Regions from separate parts of the Homo sapiens genome. Here region 1 is linked to region 2. A link is an interaction called in ENCODE POLR2A ChIA-PET data of the cell type or tissue named here. Cell type or tissue: A673. All regions are shown on one strand. Links, peaks and the distances in the headings refer to the core of each region. The heading gives the core; the rest is flanking DNA.

The links. Peaks named below come from ENCODE experiments on the same cell type or tissue, not always from the same donor. Only the 100,000 strongest peaks of a DNase experiment are listed, where the experiment ranks them.
Region 1: POLR2A ChIA-PET joins it to region 2 with 12 read pairs; 2 of 35 experiments call an interaction of 5 or more read pairs at or near these places.

The regions. Positions count from the first base shown.
Region 1 is chr3:102,085,169-102,094,056 of GRCh38, forward strand. No RefSeq gene overlaps it. Among named protein-coding and RNA genes, the nearest start is that of RDUR, 150 kb to the left of the region's middle. In A673, for the core only: no CTCF peak of the experiment used is centred there; DNase peaks (open chromatin) are centred at 5,213 and 5,543; H3K27ac peaks cover 1,043 bases.
Region 2 is chr3:102,002,711-102,011,598 of GRCh38, forward strand. No RefSeq gene overlaps it. Among named protein-coding and RNA genes, the nearest start is that of RDUR, 66 kb to the left of the region's middle. In A673, for the core only: no CTCF peak of the experiment used is centred there; a DNase peak (open chromatin) is centred at 4,621.

The DNA of each region.
Region 1 (8,888 bases), core at 483-8,482, 82 kb after region 2:
ATTCACCCATAGATGGACACTTAGGTGTTCATTCTTCTGTTAATGGATATTTGGGTTGCTTCTATATCTTGGCTATTGTGAATCATGCTGTAATGAACAAGGGCATGCAGATATCTTGTTGAGATACTGATTTTATTTCCTTTGAGTAAATACCAAAAAGTGAAATTGCTGGATCATGTGGTGATTCTATTTTAATTTTTTGAAGGACCCGCATATTGTTTTCCATACAGTTGCACCATTTTACTTTCCCACCAAGTGCACAAAGGTTTCAATTTTCCTATATCCTTCCAACACTTGTTATTTTTTGTTTGTTTGCCTTACCTCTTCCTTGAGCTCTACCCATTGCTGACATACACCAGCTCGAATCAGGACTCTGTAAGTGCATCATGCCCCCTGGCTTGGGCAATGCATCACCCATACGACCATGAAAGGTGACCTCACATGAAAAATGTGTAAAGTTATTTGGTAGTTTCCATCTTCAGGCAAGCTCTTGCTAATTGTTGATGTCATCATGAACATTGTTTGGCTATTAAAAGCTCATTAAGAGAGAAAAAGCAGAGATGAATGGTTATAATGATGGAGTGAGGCTCAGAAATAGTATCTCTCCTTATAAAAATTCTTCTTAAGTCTTTATTTAAAAAAACTTTCTCTGGACCTCTTAAACTAACATTTCTGTGTCTCTTCCAACAAAGAGTTTAAGTTTACAGCCTCCACTTAATCACTACCCATTCATTTCAAAACCTCATGCAGTCTAATTTCTGTCCTGCATATTAATATGAAGAGCACGTTGCTTCCAAGAACACAAATGATCTCTTAATCACTAAGTCCTCTCTGAACATTCATCTCTGATGATAGCTCTTTCCTGGAAAGCACCTCCTCCTAGCTTCCAAAGCACTATTCAACTTACAATGGCACATCTTTATTGACTGCTTATTATGTGTTAGACACTTTCTGGGATAGGAAACAAGATAATAGCTAGTAAATGATTGAAGAAACTGCAGGTGTAACTGTGATAAGTAAAGACTACATTAATTGCCATGAAGAAAAAATAATGTTCTTCTAGAGTAGCACTGTCCAACAGAAATAAAATAAAAGCCACATATGTAATTTTAAACGTTCTAGCAGCCACATTTTAAAAGTAAAAGAAAATAAAGGAAATTAATCTTAACATTTTATTTAACTCAATGTATTCAAAATATTATCATTTCAACATATAACCAATATACAATTATGATGAGATTATTTATACCATTTTTAATCACTAAGTCTTCAAAACCTGTATGTGTAAAATTATGTATATATACTATATAATACATATACAATATATTAAGTCTTTAAAATCTGTCTATATCTATATAGTGCTGTGTATTTTACACATAAAAGCCATTTAAATTTGGACTAGCTGCATTTCAAATACTTAAGAGTCCATGTATCTGGAGGCCATATCAAACAGTGACAATCTAGAGAGCAGAAATAGAACAAACAAAAGAAAGACAGTTTTGGCTCAGAAATAGAACGGTTTTTACTAGCAGTTAACAATTATGACTGTCCAGCAATGAAATGAACTTCTTTCCGTAGAAAGCTCTCAAGTGGGAATGAGGCTGTAGATAGGGATAAGTTGGTTTACTTTTTTTTATTTTATTTTTTATTTTTATTTTTAGCTGACATGGGATAATCATATGTACTTATGAGATATAGAGTAAATTGGTTGAATTTTAATGTCCCTCAAGTAATTACCTTTTTAAAAAAGATAATTAAAATGTCCCAAAATAATGTATTAATATTTGGGGGCAACAATTTACACAATGCAGAGGTGTATAAAGAAATGTTTAATAATTTTCTCTTTCACTTTCCATCTCTGAGTAAACAAATGTTAACAATTTGGTATATATCCTTTCAGACATTCCTCTATATTCATATAAAGATATATAAGTACACACGTATATTTTTAATTTTAAAAAGGAAAATATGATAAAATATATACACCTACTATGTCCCCACAAAAATTAAAAAAGTTTTTAAAAAGGAAAACATGACAAAAAGGGTGTGCCATAGTTTACTTTGCTAATATATTATTACATCTTTCTAGGTCAATATATGTGTATCTCACTCATTTTTAAGTGGCTGCATAATTTTCTATATGACTGATATACCATAATTTATTCAAACGTTCACCTACCAGGAGCCTCATGACATGTCCAGTTGGGCCACCTCTGATGTCAGCCACACTTGAAGGGGACAGTTCCACGTGAATGTAGAATCAGCTTGTGCTGACAGCATCTTGACTCAAGTATGTGTCTTGAGTTGTTTTGCTTTTTTTCTCTAGAGTTTCTCTCTAATGGCTGTGCTCCCACCTCCTGACCGCCAGTGGGCAATTCTGTAAGTTATTCAGGAGGCAGAATCAAGTGCTGTTGCTTTCAGGAGTGATCAACTTCCATTTTTAATTGGGCTTTTCAATCTTCCCCGCCTCATTCTCCCTGGTCCCATGATCCCCTCTTGGAGTCACCTTCCAAATAAACTGGCTGTGCAGGAGTCTTTCTAATGACAGACATATGGATAATTTTTACTGTTTTTTTTTTTTTTTTTTGTGATGGGGTCTTGCTGTCACCCAGGCTGGAGTGCAATGGTGCAATCTCGGCTCACTGCAACCTCTGCCTCCTGAGTTCAAGCGATTCTCCTGCCTTAGCCTCTCAAGTAGCTGGGATTACAGGTAAGCACAACGAAGCCCGACTAATTTTTGTATTTTCAGTAGAGATGAGGGTTTTGCCATGTTGGCCAGGCTGGTCTTGAACTCCTGACTGTGGGCGATCCACCCACCTTGGTCTCCCAAAGTGCTGGGATTACAGGCATGAGCCACTGTGCCTGGCCGATTTTTACTGTTAATAAACAGAGATGCACTGAACTTCTTTTTTAAATATTATACATCAGTGCTTTTTTATTTTTAAGTATTAGATTATCAAATGAAATGTGTCATCAGATTACATTTCAAAAAGGCTATAGCAAATCACAGGCCAAGTGACAGTATGCAGGAATCCTTTTTATATACACACTACCCATCAAAGATTACTGTACAATTTTTGCCACTCTGATTTGAAAGTAGTGGTATGTCATATTGCTATATTTTCCTGTCAGATGTGATGCAAGGGGCATCTTTTCATGTTTTTGAAAATTTATTTATGTCAGCTCATGCAAAAAACCATCTGAGATTGATTAAAGACATAAATGAAAAAACATAGTGAAAATATTCAAAGAAATTTCAGAGAAAGTTTGTTTCACCATGTGTGAGGAAGACATTCTTAACTATAAATAAAGATGGATAAACTTGACTAGATTAAAATTTTGCTTTTTTTTTAAGTTCTGATTGAGCAAATGATACCATAAGCAAAGTTAAGACAAATGATGGACTGGCAAAAATATCTACAAAACATAAAATAGACATGATGAATTGATATAAAAATCAAGCTATCTTATAGAAAAGCAGGCAAAGGCCAAAAACAGAAGAAAATGTGTGGCATCTTCCTTCCTATTAGCAGTATAATTCTCCAGGTTATTTTTAGATGTACACACAAACAGAGGCCTGTAAGCTCAGGACCAATCTTTTCAAGAGAATTCGTTCAGACAGAGCTTACTTTGACTTGGGGACTACAGGTCAGCTGCTCTGGAATTCAGAGGCCACATCTCTGTAACACAATGGAAGTTACAAATAGTCTAATACATTTTGTCTACCTAGACCCAAGAATAATGTCCTTGTATTATGTGGGCTGGCATTCATACACCTAACTTCTCTTGGCCTGCATCATTTATCTGATTCTTCCCAATATATTGGATTAGGCAATTTCTAAACTTTATAAACCCTTTTATTGTGTGTGTAGTTCACCCCATCATATCAGCCACCAGGTAGAACCCCCAAGGTATCACAAGTCTGTGCAATTTATTTTGATATCTTAAAAGCATTAAAAAAATCTCATCTCACACAGAACATAAAACAGATATATTGCAATGCAGTGATGCCAGATGGGTTAACATTTATATTTCTTTTCTACTCAATGCTCCATGGTGAAAATAATAGTATTTCTTTATCCTTGTTTGTACTGTCTGAATGCCATAAATTACGGCTCTGCTCCAAAGCTGGTGCTTTATAAAGCCATAATCTGTTCACACACAAATAAAATGTCTTTCTGTATTTGGCCTTTGGACATAACTTCAGTGGGGGGAGAATTTATGAGCTATCAGATCCATGAGCTGCATCAGGTGTGCCAGAAGTTATGTTGATATGGCACATGAACTTAGATTCAAATCTAAGTTTAAGGTTTTAATGGGCCAGTTAAGTACAAACACTGGGGCCTGGTTTTCCTTCCCCATTGAACGAACCACTTTTTGCATAGGAATCTATTTATTTTAAATGTAAGTATAGAGAGGGAATAGCCTCAGAGGCAAGTGCTCACTGGGAGAGGAGAGAGGGGATCGATTCTTCTTTTGTAGTTGCTGCCGTTAAACTCCAGATGAAAAGATGCCTAGTGACATGAAGCTGTGAAAATGCCTTCAGACAATGTTTTAGAGCCTGAGATAAACAGTAATGGGACACAGCTAATTAGCTATTAAAACAATTGAATGGATTTCATTGAATTTTTACCAAATGGCAGAAACTGTTAGCTCTGAAGATTTTTTTCAGTAGCATAGGTTCAAACTTAAATGCATTAAAAACAGGTAATGCAGATTTAAAAAGACAAGTGATGCTCTCTTTACAGGATGTACTTTATGTTCAGGTCATGAGATTATATGAATTGTCCGTGGATAGTCTCATAACCCATAGTTTACAAGAATTTAGTGTATTGTGTAGTTAACGGCTGACTGCCTGTGCGGTCCAGTATTTTTATGGTCCTGAGAAAAGCATAGGTTTCTCTGTGAAGCAGTTGTGGAAAGGTTGTAAAGTGACCTCAACTGACTGCTGAGTCGTCTATTGACGTCAAGAACATTTTATAGTCTGGTGTTTGGTGTATTTTTAGACTCTAAAATCATGGCTGATATATTTAATAGCATCAGTCTTTGACTCATGGATTTATTGTTTAACTCTTACCATTTGCTTTTAACAGAGAAATAGCTATAGAATGACAAAACTCTTCCACTTTTTCAAGTGCATTTTTACCCATACAAGAGGCCATTAAGCATTCTGTTCACATGCTGTGAAAGTAAGGGGCTTTAGTACTTAATTTGGAGAGGAAATGTGATTGAGGACAAAGCGCAGGACCTGGACTCTTACTGTGCACGTGCAATTTGTTAGCTGTGTAACACTGAGGAAGAGACTTAGGATCTCTAGGCATCAATTTTCTCCTCTGTGAAATGGAGATAGTAATATCTGCATCATTTGGAATGCTATCTGTGTTAAGAAGCCTAGTCTCAGAAAACCCAGTTTCAAATGGGCTTAAGCAACGGGTAAGTTTATTATCTCATGTAATTAATTGGAAACCCAGAAATAGCGTGGGTTTCTGGTGCAGAACAATCAGTGGCTCAAATGTCATTGGTGACACAGGATATTTCCACGTCTTCCTTTGCCAGATATAGATGTCATCTCCAGCTGCTTCCCTTTGTAATTATAAGGTGGTTGCCAGTGACAATAGAGATGAATGCTTTCTAGTTCTGTCTAGCTGAAGACAGAAAGAAATTTCCAACCTTCCAGTCTGGAATATAAATCCTTCGCTTCATTGATTGGGTTAACTTAGGTCCTGTATTAACTCTTCATCCTACCCCAGACACAATCAGAGGAATTCATTGCTCCTATTGACTCATCATCTGAGAATGGAACACAGAAGTTCACAGTGTCCGTGGTGCTTTCCATAGCACTTTACAGAGTAGTTGTGAGGGCTAATTTAGACGCACAACATGTGGTACATACAGGGTATTCCGTTAATGGTAATTACTACCAATTCTATTATTATTACCACTCGGTGAGTGTTGGCTCACTCACTGGTGCATTGGGCTCCATAGTTTACCCTGTTTGACCTGAATATGGTGGTAAAGGCGACAAGCTCACAAATTTGCCTCCTATTTGAGTCACTGAATTTTGTACAGAGGAAACAATCTTTAAAAAGCCTATTTATGTCTTAGCTACAGTGCTAAGCCCCATAAGACGTCTTACACATTTTGCCCCTGTTTACAAGGAAACCCAAGCAAGAGGCCATGAACAAGTCAGGACAAACCCATCATCACTGTGGAAAAAAATTTAGGTAATTAATTTTTAAAAACTTTATAAGAAATACCACCAATTAAAGGACATAACTTTTAAAAAGTGAATTCTTAACTGATGTAAATGGGTAAATAAGTCAGTTTTGCATTTTAAGAACACATACTCCGGTGCCAACTAAGTAATGCTTCCTCCACGTGGAAGTACTACTAAACCATGTGCTTAGATTAGACTTAATGTTAAAAAGTTTTTTTTTTCCCCTCAAATCATTAGACTCTGAAAAAGCACAGAATTTCAAGTGTTGACCAAATTCTTCTAAACTCATATTTAAACTTGTTAGACCAAGCCAGGTATGTTTGAGCATGTAAACAATTCATATGAATCCCTTCTTTTTCTAAAGGGAGTGGTCTATATAATGAACAGGTCTAAGTGTCCAAATTGTTCTTGGAAAAAAACAGTGTACCAAGAGTCAGGAGTAGGGAACAGATGACACTGTTAAACAGGATAATTTGAAGATAAATTAATAAAGGGAGTACTAACAAAGTTGTGGGCAGGGGGGAGAAAAACCAAAAGAGATTGTGCAGTGCAGTAGTCTAGAGTCAGTAAAGGCCAGAGCAGAGGAGTTACGTCTGCAGGCCTATGTCCCTCTAGCTTGTACCCAGGTTCCTCATTGGCTGAGCTCATCTGAAGCCAGAGGACAGAGGATGATGAAGCCTGTGGATACAGCCAAGTGGGGAAGTCTCCGCAGCTCAGAGCAGGGTGCAGGGTGGGCTTTGGATTTGCAGAAGCCAACAGAGATTTTAAGCACACAGCCTTTTCCAACAATACTTTTATTTCAGTCATAAACCTAGGAAGATCCCATCACCATTTAGTTAAACTGTGGAACTTAAAGAACATGAGGCAATTTTGGGGACCAGTTAGGAAGCTTAGATCTGCTGTCTTTTCTGACTTCATATTGACTTGAGACTTGGTTCAAACTTCATAAGGTACAGTGAGTATAAAGTTTCCAGGACAGATTCTGAATGAAAGTGTTTCCCTGGAGACTTCCTGACCAAGGATGTTATGAATTTGGGATTATGTTCAATCTTAAAGGTTTCAAGTTTATAGATAAACAGTTTCTCGAGACACCTCTACGTCCCTGGAACTTCAGGTATGGAATATGACATTAACTGATAGCCTATTTTGTTTTTTTCCAGGGATTTAAATTTTTTTCTAAAATTTGGTTATTGTTTGGTTTTGTTCAGTTATATGTCACACGTTATGTTTTTTTTCCATATTGACTAAGCTTGCCCACTTAAATAGTTGCATCAATGCAGATTGATATCATCACTTTTCTAAGTGGATGATGATGAAGTGGCTTAAAAATCATAGACCTCAGTGTTTTCAGATACCTTAGGAATACTGTAATCACCGTGGCAAACCATAGTTCTGATGACTCAATCCGTTTCAGGTTGACTTACTGTGGATTTCCTCGTTTCCTTCAATGTAATATATAAACCACACCAACTCCCTAAAATCAACTTTCTTCACCTCTAAAGTGTGGTTAATTCTTTTAATCATCTGCTCTTTAAACTGATCTCTGTAGCCAAAGCAATGTGGTGGTTGGATGTGGTAGACAATAGGTTTAAAGTTGATGCAGATAATTCATTACATCAATCATTTGCATTGACTTAGTTACACAGATTGACAACTCTCTCTACATCTCTCTCTCACCTTCCCTCCATTCTTAATTTCCTTCCCTCCCCGACTCTTTTATTGCATTAGACTCTACTAGTATTACTTGTAGATCAAGTGTTTAGGTGCTGATGGCAGGATACAGAAGAAAAAATGTGTATGGGCAAAAACACTCAACAACTTCCAACCAAAAACCAAAAACCTTGATGTGTTTGCAAGTTTGCTGAGCTGTACAACTCTATGAGTTATAGAAAAAATACATGTGGCTGATTCACTGAGAGTCAAGAGGAAGTCTCAGAGCTCTTCACACACCAGATAAGAAAGTCCTTTCCTGGCATTCACAACACCACTTTCAGGAGTGCATAGGGTATTCTAGAACTGTGAATATTTCTGGCATAACCCTCATCTCTCCTTTTTCCTCAATACTCACAGCCTTAACATCGCCTTCTGCCTTGAAGCCAGTAGGATGAATTTCACCATGAGCTTTCCCTTTGGCCTGGTCTGTCCTGTCCCTACATGAAGCCCAGAGCCCTCCCCAGGCACAAGCACTCTGATCCTCACACAGCTGCATAGTATTGGAACACCCCTGATTTCTTTTCTATATATTACATTGGGGAGAATATAGTTTATGCTTCTACTTGTTTGTTTGCATGTTTCCTTCCCTAGAATGTAAAGTCTATGATGTTTGGGAACGTTATTGTTTTGCTCACTGTAATAGCCCCAGTGCCTAGCTCAGAGCCTGGCATACACTAGAGCTCAAAATATCTTTGTTGAATGAATGAACATGCCAGAATATACCCCCCACCCCGTCTGTATGTGTGTCTGTGTGTGTGTGTACATACCATATCCTATGAGGGCTATCTTTCAAAGCTGTCATCTTAAGAAGTTATATACTTACTCCTATGGTGGCACTTTAACAAATATTTAAATTAGAATATTAAAATGTCAAGTGTCCAATAATATTTCGTTTTAATTATGTCAGGCCAATTCTAATTTTATGCCTCCATGTCTCCCCAACTAGGATTTGAAGAGA
Region 2 (8,888 bases), core at 555-8,554:
CTGGAATTAGTGTCAGTTCAGAGCCAGTGTCCAGTAGTCCCTGAAAGGTCTGATTTCCCCCTCCCCTCAGTACATACTTACCTTTGTAAAAGACTATAGATCTCTTTGGGAGAAAGATTAACAGTCTAAATATTTGGCAGTGTGCTATGTCCTTCCTCAAGGGGAACCAGCTTCCCCTTTATTCAAGGGGGCCTTGATCTGTAAATTGGCTCATCAGAAGGTTAATTGAGGGCCTGTGCCTCCTTTGTTTTTTTGATTCACTTTAGAATTCGGTTCACTTGACCTAGATCTTTTCTGCTTACATAGATGAAGTAAGAATTTAGTAGGCTTCTTATCTCTTTAGCTTGTAGGAACACCATGATCATTTAGTCAATCACACAGGATGATTACTGCTTTGACTCTGCTCTTCATCATGGTGACCACACTCACCTTGCCTTTGGTGGTTACTGAGGGCTGCCGCTTGGCTTCTGCCACCCTGGGATCCAATTACTACTGTTGTATTTAGATTTCCCAATTCAGGGGCTGCAGTTCCCATTGCAGGATCTGGTCTACAGAGAAGAGTGATTGTACAGCTCTTCAAATGTTAGAGCTCCTCTCAAAAATGTATTTCTCACAGTTGTGGTGAAAGTTATGTCTTCTGGACCCTGCCAGGGTGGGTGAGTAGACCTTAAATGACAAATTTACTCCAAAATTCCAATCTTTCTGGGCCTTTGAATCCCTTTCTCTACATTAAACCAAGGCAAGTCCAGCATTTCTAACACACTGTGGGCCACCTTTTGGTCCATGTTTTAGCCAACCACACAAACTGTTAGAGCCCTTTCTATTTCCCTGAGCTGCAACATTAAGTGCAGAATCTCTGCTTAGTGGGCTCATATCAATAAATTTAGCCTCATCCAACTTTATGTTCCTTCCACCATTATACCACACCCTTAATATCCATTCCCACATATATTCCCCAGATTTCTGTTTGTACAAATTAGAAAACTCAAGTAGTTATTTTGGAGTGTAGCACACCTCAAGGGTCACACTTTGTACCTCACCATTAGGGTCCTGCTGAGACTTGAGTCTAGGTGTAAGTCTAAAATTCAAAGGGGTTTTGGGGATAAGTCCTGAGGAGAATCGGCATTGCCTTGTTAGGCAATGGACTCAGAGGAGGCCATTACCTTTTCCTCAGACAATGCAGGGTTAATCCCTATAGATGAGGGTGGAGAGGATGCTTCTACTGGCAAAGAAGACTCATCAGAATTTGGAGGATTTTTGTCCCTCGCTCCATTAGGTTCTTCCCACATATTCCCATTGCAAATTCAGGATCCCGTTCTTTCCTAATCGATACCTTCATTCTATCAGTGGACAGAATAACCAAATAAACTTTTTAAAAAAGAGATATATAAATGGTGTTGACAAATATGGCTTACCAGGTATCAAAGCATAAAATAATGTTACAGGAATTAAAGAAGTATGTCTCAGGCTGAGTGCGGTGATTCATGTCTGTAATCTCAACACTTTAGGAGGCCAAAGCAGGAGGATCACTTGAGGCCAGATGTTTGAGTCCAGTCTGGTTAACATAAAAAGAACATGTCTCTTAAAAAACAAAACAAAAAAACCAAAAAAAACAAAACACCCAAAACAAGTATGTCTATGGCTTCCAGATAAGCAAATAGATGAGTGGACCAAAATAGAGATTCCACATCAGACTCATGCATATATGAATGAGTAATACTTTTAATGAGTAGCAAAATGAAGAATCACAAATACTTCATCTTTACCTAGAATGGATAACAGTGGATATTGATTATATATATTTACCTTCATCACCTGGACATTCCTCAGAACATCAGAGAATAGGAGACAAATCCTACAAATATTCAGCGTCCTATCACATCAATAAAATGTTTAGGAGTTTAGTGGCCTGGAGCATGCCAGGACATTACTTCCAAAATAAAGGGCAGATTATTGTACTATGTACTTCCTATCAAGAAGGAAAACAATACATGATAGGCTGGGAAAGTAATTTGCATTGTAATTCAGTCACAGGATACAGAGCTTGGGTATGGTTTCAGTTACGTCAGTTCTGCAGCTACAGGAGATAAATGTCTTAGGGCAGATATAGAAGTTTTCATGTCATTTTTATGCAAAAAACTTTAATGCTTGAGCTCATCCTTTTCTTTCTCCATTTTGTTCAGTGACAAGGAACAACCAGGCAATCTCATTATACTTGTTAGTTTGACAACAATGCTCAAAAATATTATATACATGGTCACTAGATGCTTGCTTCTTATAAGTGTTTGGTTGGGAGTATTCAGTGGTAATATTTTGTGTACCTCTATTATTCGTGATAGTCCAGATCACGCTAGGGACTACCAATGCTATTTTTACTACTGGAAATAGAGTCACTCGTATCTTTAAAACTAGCCAGATTAGAGAGCCAATTTCAGAAACTCTAGAACCAATTCAGAAAATTCATCCTGCAGATTCTGTTCCTCTGGAACCACTTTCAGAACCAAAATCTGTTACTAGTCAGCATTCTGCAGAGAAGCTGAATTAATTATCTCTATCTATCTATTATCTATTTTCTATCTATCTATCTATCTATCTATCTATCTATCTATCTATCTATCATCTATCTATCTATCTACCTATCTAATCTATTTACCTATTTCCTAAAAGATTTATATTTATCTTAAGATATTGGTTATAAGGAATCAACTGACGATTTTGAAGACTGGCAAGTCCAAAATCTGCAGAGCTCATGTCTCAGTTAGAAGGCTGTCAGGCAGGAGAATTCTTTCTTGGAAGAGGTCAGTCTTTTTCTACTGAGGCTGTCAGCTGATTGGATGAGGCTCACTTACATTGTGGAGGATCATCTGCTTTACTTAATCTATTGATTTAAATATCAATCTCATCCCAAAACATCCTTATGAAAAGACTCAGAATGCTCTTTGACCAAATATCTGTGCATCCCATGGCCCAGTCAAGTTGACACATAAAATGATCATAGTGAGCTAGTCACATGGTAATTGCTATGTGACCACATATATGAGTTGGTGCAGTAGTGGTGGATGACAATGACATGCAGATCTAGGCTAGCTGCTCATGTGTCCTTTTTGAACTCTCTGGCTTTGTTCATGCTAAATCCCAGATGTGGCACTTGCACATTTTAATGGCCTGCTTCTGGTTCCATCTGACCTTATGATTTTGTGGATCTGACAGCTCATGATCAGTAGTTCTGGCCACTTGTCCACTTAATGTCCCACGAACAAGCTATTCATCTCTACTAGAGTTCAGTGGAACAGCAGAATCTGTCATTTGTAAGCTGAGTAATTCTCCACTGCAGGGAGCATAATCTTGCTCTCTCATTAGTGTTTGTCATAAACTTTGCACAACATCTTTCCCCACTAATGATGTCTCTAATGCAATAATGACTACTGGTTATATAATTTAAAAAGCAGGGCCACTTGTACCAGAATCTAGTCCTATTTCATAGCTTTTCTCTGCTCGAGGTCCTACTCAAAGCTGGAAGCCTTTCATGTATCCTAGTGAATGGGTAGAACCAATATCTTAGATATGCAATACACTATCTCCAGAACTTGAACAAGTCTATTAAGGGTTGTATTCCTTCTTGGTGGGAGGTGCAAAGTACAAGAATCTGTCCTCTACTTCGGAGGTAACATCATGGCATACTTCAGGCCACTAGCCCCCTAAAAAATTTATTGATGTGACAGGCCCCTGAATATTTGTAGGATTTATCCTCTACCCTCTGTTGCTCTGATGGATGCCTAGGTGATCCGGTAAATGTATATAGTCAATATCCACTGTTATCCATTCTAGGTAAATGTGAAGTGTTTGTGAACTTTTAATTTTGATAGAGTCGGAAAATAATGCATTTATTAGATATATTTTAGTAACATTTATGGAACATTCCTTCATTTTACTACTTGTCAAAAATGTTAATTCTTATATTCATAAGTCTTATTTGTAATTTCTATATTGGTCCACTCATCTTTTTGCTAAATTTAGGGCAGATATATACTTCTTGAATTCCTGTAACATTATTTTATGCTTTGATACCTGGTAAGGCATGTTTCCCCACACCATTTATATATTTCTTTCTAAAAAAGGTTTTTGGTTATTTTTGCAAATTTTTTATTCCACAAACACTTTGAGATTAGTTTGAAAAGTTCCAAAAAAGAAAGCTGTGGTGGAAATTTTGCTGGGATTAGACTAACTTTATAGATGATTTTACTGTTGAACAAATGACTCAAAGAATATGAATATATGAACATAAAAACTTAGAGGAAGTTTGAGTCATAGACACACTGATAATTTCTGATAGAAGTAAATAGACAAAACTCTATCTTTAAATAAATGTTCTAAAACTCAGCAGCCATATTTTTTTCCCTCTGATGGGGACAACCTTCTTCATGAGCTACAAAGGACATTTGCCCACAGTTTCTATTGAGGGGCTTTCTTAGCACTGTTTCTGGGTATTTTTTTCATTTTATAATTGTGTTTAACAGGTCATGTAGAGGATTCAGAAACAAAATATGTAATGGACACAGTAATGAGGCACTTAAATTCTCCCTCAGGAGTGAAGCTCTTACCAAGTTCTGGGAGTACTGCCAGCAAATAACCCTCAGCTTTCAGTCCACACTGCGGGAAATGCCTCAGCTGAAGTCACTTCTCTCAAGAGCAAGCTCCCTGCTCAAGGAAGCTGAAACCCAAACATAATGTTGAATAAAAACAATAAAAGCAGACATTTTTACCCTGTTCCCAATTTTAGGGAGAAAACATTTAATATTTTGCCATTAAGAAAACACAAGCTTTTTGTTTTCTTAATGCCTAATTATGCATTATGCCTAATAAAGGCATAGATGTCTTTATTAGATTGTAGAATGTCCATTCTATTCCTAGTTTGTGGAAAGGTTTTTTCCTTCTTTTCAATCATGAACAGATTTTTGTGTTTGGTTAATATTTTGCTTTTTCTTGATAATATAATTTTTCTCCTTTAATCTATAATTTAGTGCGATACATTGGACATTCTTTTTTTTTTTTGAGACAGAGTCTCACTCTGTCGCCCAGGCTGGAATGCAGTGGTGTGATCACTGCTCACTGCAACCTCCACCTCCCAGGTTCAAGCGATTCTCCTGCCTCAGCCTCCTGAGTAGCTGGGATTACAGGCGCATGCCATCACACCTGGCTAATTTTTGTATTTTTAGTAGAGACAGGGTTTCAAGACCAGGCTGGTCTTGAACCCCTGACCTCGTGATCCGCCTGCCTCAGCCTCCCAAAGTGCTGAGATTACAGCCGTGAGCCACCGTGCCCTGTCTGGACATTCTGATAATGTTAAGCCAAACTTGATTTTTTGGAATAAATCCTTTAATCATGATGCATTTTAAAAAATGTAATGCTTTAATTGATTTACTAATGTTTAAGTTTTTTAAAATCTAGATAAGTTAGCCAGTGTCTTTTTCCTCTTTAAAAAGTCTTTGTTGCTGGGAGGAGCCAAGATGGCTGAATAGGAACAGCTCTGGTCTACAGCTCCCAACGTGAGCGACACAGAAGACGGGTGATTTCTGCATTTCCAACTGAGGTGCCAGGTTCATCTCACTGGGGTGTGCCAGACAGTGGGTGCAGGACAGTGGGTGCAGCGCACTGTGCATGAGCTGAAGCAGGGTGAGGCATCGCCTCACCCAGAAAGCGCAAGGGGTCAGGGAATTCCCTTTCCTAGTCAAAGAAAGGGGTGACAGATGGCACCTGGAAAATCGGGTCACTCCCACCCTAATACTGCGCTTTCCCAATGGGCTTAAAAAACAGCACACCGGGAGATTATATCCCGCACATGGCTCAGAGGGTCCTCCGCCCACGGAGTCTCGCTCATTGCTAGCACAGCAGTCTGAGATCAAACTGCAAGGCAGCAGCGAGGCTGGGGCAGGGGCGCCTGCCATTGCCGAGACTTGATTAGGTAAACAAAGTGGCCTGGAAACTCGAACTGGGTGGAGCCCACCACAGCTCAAGAAGGTCTGCCTGCCTTTGTAGGCTCCACTTCTGGGGGCAGGGCACAGACAAACAAAAAGACAGCAGTAACCTCTGCAGACTTAAGTGTCCCTATCTGACAGCTTTGAAGAGAGTAGTGGTTCTCCCAGAACACAGCTTGAGATCTGAGAACGGGTAGACTGCCTCCTCAAGCAGGTCCCTGACCCCCAAGTAGCCTAACTGGGAGGCACCCCCCAGTAGGGGCGGACTGACACCTCACACGGCCAGGTACTCCTCTGAGACAAAACTTCCAGAGGAACGATCAGGCAGCAGCATTTGTGGTTCACCAATATCTGCTGTTCTGCAGCCACTGCTGCTGATACCCAGGCAAACAGGGTCTGGAGTGGACCTCTAGCAAACTCCAACAGACTTGCAGCTGAGGGTCCTGTCTGTTAGAAGGAAAACTAACAAACAGGAAGGACATCCACACCAAAAACCCTTCTGCACATCACCATTGTCAAAGACCAAAGGTAGATAAAACCACAAAGATGGGGAAAAAATAGAGCAGAAAAGCTGGAAACTCTAAAAATCAGAGTGCCTCTCCTCCTTCAAAGGAACGCAGCTCCTCACCAGCAATGGAACAAAGCTGGATGGAGAATGACTTTGACGAGTTGAGAGAAGACTTCAGACGATCAAACTACTACGAGCTACAGGAGGAAGTTTGAATCAATGGCAAAGAAATTAAAAACTTTAAAAAAAATAGATGAATGGATAACTAGAATAACCAATGCAGAGAAGTCCTTAAGGACCTGATGGAGCTGAAAACCAAGGCATGAGAGCTACGTGACAAATGCAGAAGCCTCAGTAGCTGATGCGATCAACTGGAAGAAAGGGTATCCGTGATGGAAGAGGAAATGAATGAAATGAAGCGAGAAGAGAAGTTTAGAGAAAAAAGAATAAAAAGAAACGAACAAAGCCTCCAAGAAATATGGGACTATGTGAAAAGACCAAATCTGTGTCTGATTGGTGTACCTGAAAGTGACGGGGAGAATGGAACCAAGTTGGAAAACAGTCTGCAGGATATTATCCAGGAGAACTTCCCCAATCTAGCAAGGCAGGCCAACATTCAAATTCAGGAAATACAGAGAACACCGCAAAGATACTCCTCGAGGAGAGCAACTCCAAGACACATAATTGTCAGATTCACCAAAGTTGAAATGAAGGAAAAAATGTTAAGGACAGCCAGAGAGAAAGGTCAGGTTACCCACCAAGGGAAGCCCATCAGACTAACAGTGGATCTCTTGGCAGAAACTCTACAAGCCAGAAGAGAGTGGGGGCCAATATTCAACATTCTTAAAGAAAAGAATTTTCAACCCAGAATTTCATATCCAGCCAAACTAAGCTTCATAAGTGAAGGGGAAATAAAATCCTCTACAGACAAGCAAATGCTGAGAGATTTTGTCACCACCAGGCCTGCCCTAAAAGAGCTCCTGAAGGAAGCACTAAACATGGAGAGGAACAACCGGTACCAGCCACTGCAAAAACATGTCAAATTGTAAAGACCATCAAGGCTAGGAAGAAACTACATGAACTAATGAGCAAAATAACCAGCTAACATCATAATGACAGGATCAAATTCACACATAACAATATTAACTTTAAATGTAAATGGACTAAATGCTCCAATTAAAAGACACAGACTGGCAAATTGGTTAAAAAGTCAAGACCCATCAGTGTGCTGTATCCAGGAAACCCATCTCACATGCAGAGACCCACGTAGGCTCAAAATAAAGGGATGGAGGAAGATCTACCAAGCAAATGGAAAACAAAAAAAGGCAGGGGTTGCAATCCTAGTCTCTGAGAAAACAGATTTTAAACCAACAAAGATCAAAAGAGACAAAGAAGGCCATTACATAATGGTAAAGGGATCAATTCAACAAAAAGAGCTAACTATCCTAAATATATACGTACCCAATACAGGAGGACCCAGATTCATAAAGCAAGTCCTGACTGACCTACAAAGAGACTTAGACTCCCACAAAATAATAATGGGAGACTTTAACACCCCACTGTCAACATTAGACAGATCAACAAGACAGAAAGTTAGCAAGGATATCCAGGAATTGAACTTGGTTCTGCACCAAGTGGACCTAATAGACATCTGCAGAACTCTCCACCCCAAATCAACAGAATATACATTCTTTTCAGCACCACACCACACCTATTCCAAAATTGACCACATAGTTGGAAGTAAAGCACTCCTCAGCAAATGTAAAAAACAGAAATTATAACAAACTGTTTCTCAGACCACAGTGCAATCAAACTAGAACTCGGGATTAAGAAACTCACTCAAAACCGCTCAACTACATGGAAACTGAACAACCTGCTCCTGAATGAGCAATCTTGACTACTGGGTACATAATGAAATGAAGGCAGAAATAAAGATGTTCTTTGAAACCAACAAGGAGAAAGACAAAACATACCAGAATCTCTGGGACATATTCAAAGCAGTGTGTAGAGGGAAATTTATAGCACTAAATGCCCACAAGAGAAAGCAGGAAAGATCTAAAATTGACACCCTAACATCACAATTAAAAGAACTAGAAAAGCAAGAGCAAACACATTCAAAAGCTAGCAGAAGGCAAGAAATAACCAAGATCAGAGCAGAACTGAAGGAAATAGAGACACAAAAAACCCTTCAAAAAATCATTGAATCCAGGAGCTGGATCAACAAAATTGATAGACCACTAGTAAGACTAATAAAGAAAAAAAGAGAGAAGAATCAAATAGACGCAATAAAAAATGATAAAGGGGATATCACCACCGATCCCACAGAAATACAAACTACCACCAGAGAATACTATAAACACCTCTATGCAAATAAACTAGAAAATCTAGAAGAAATGGATAAATTC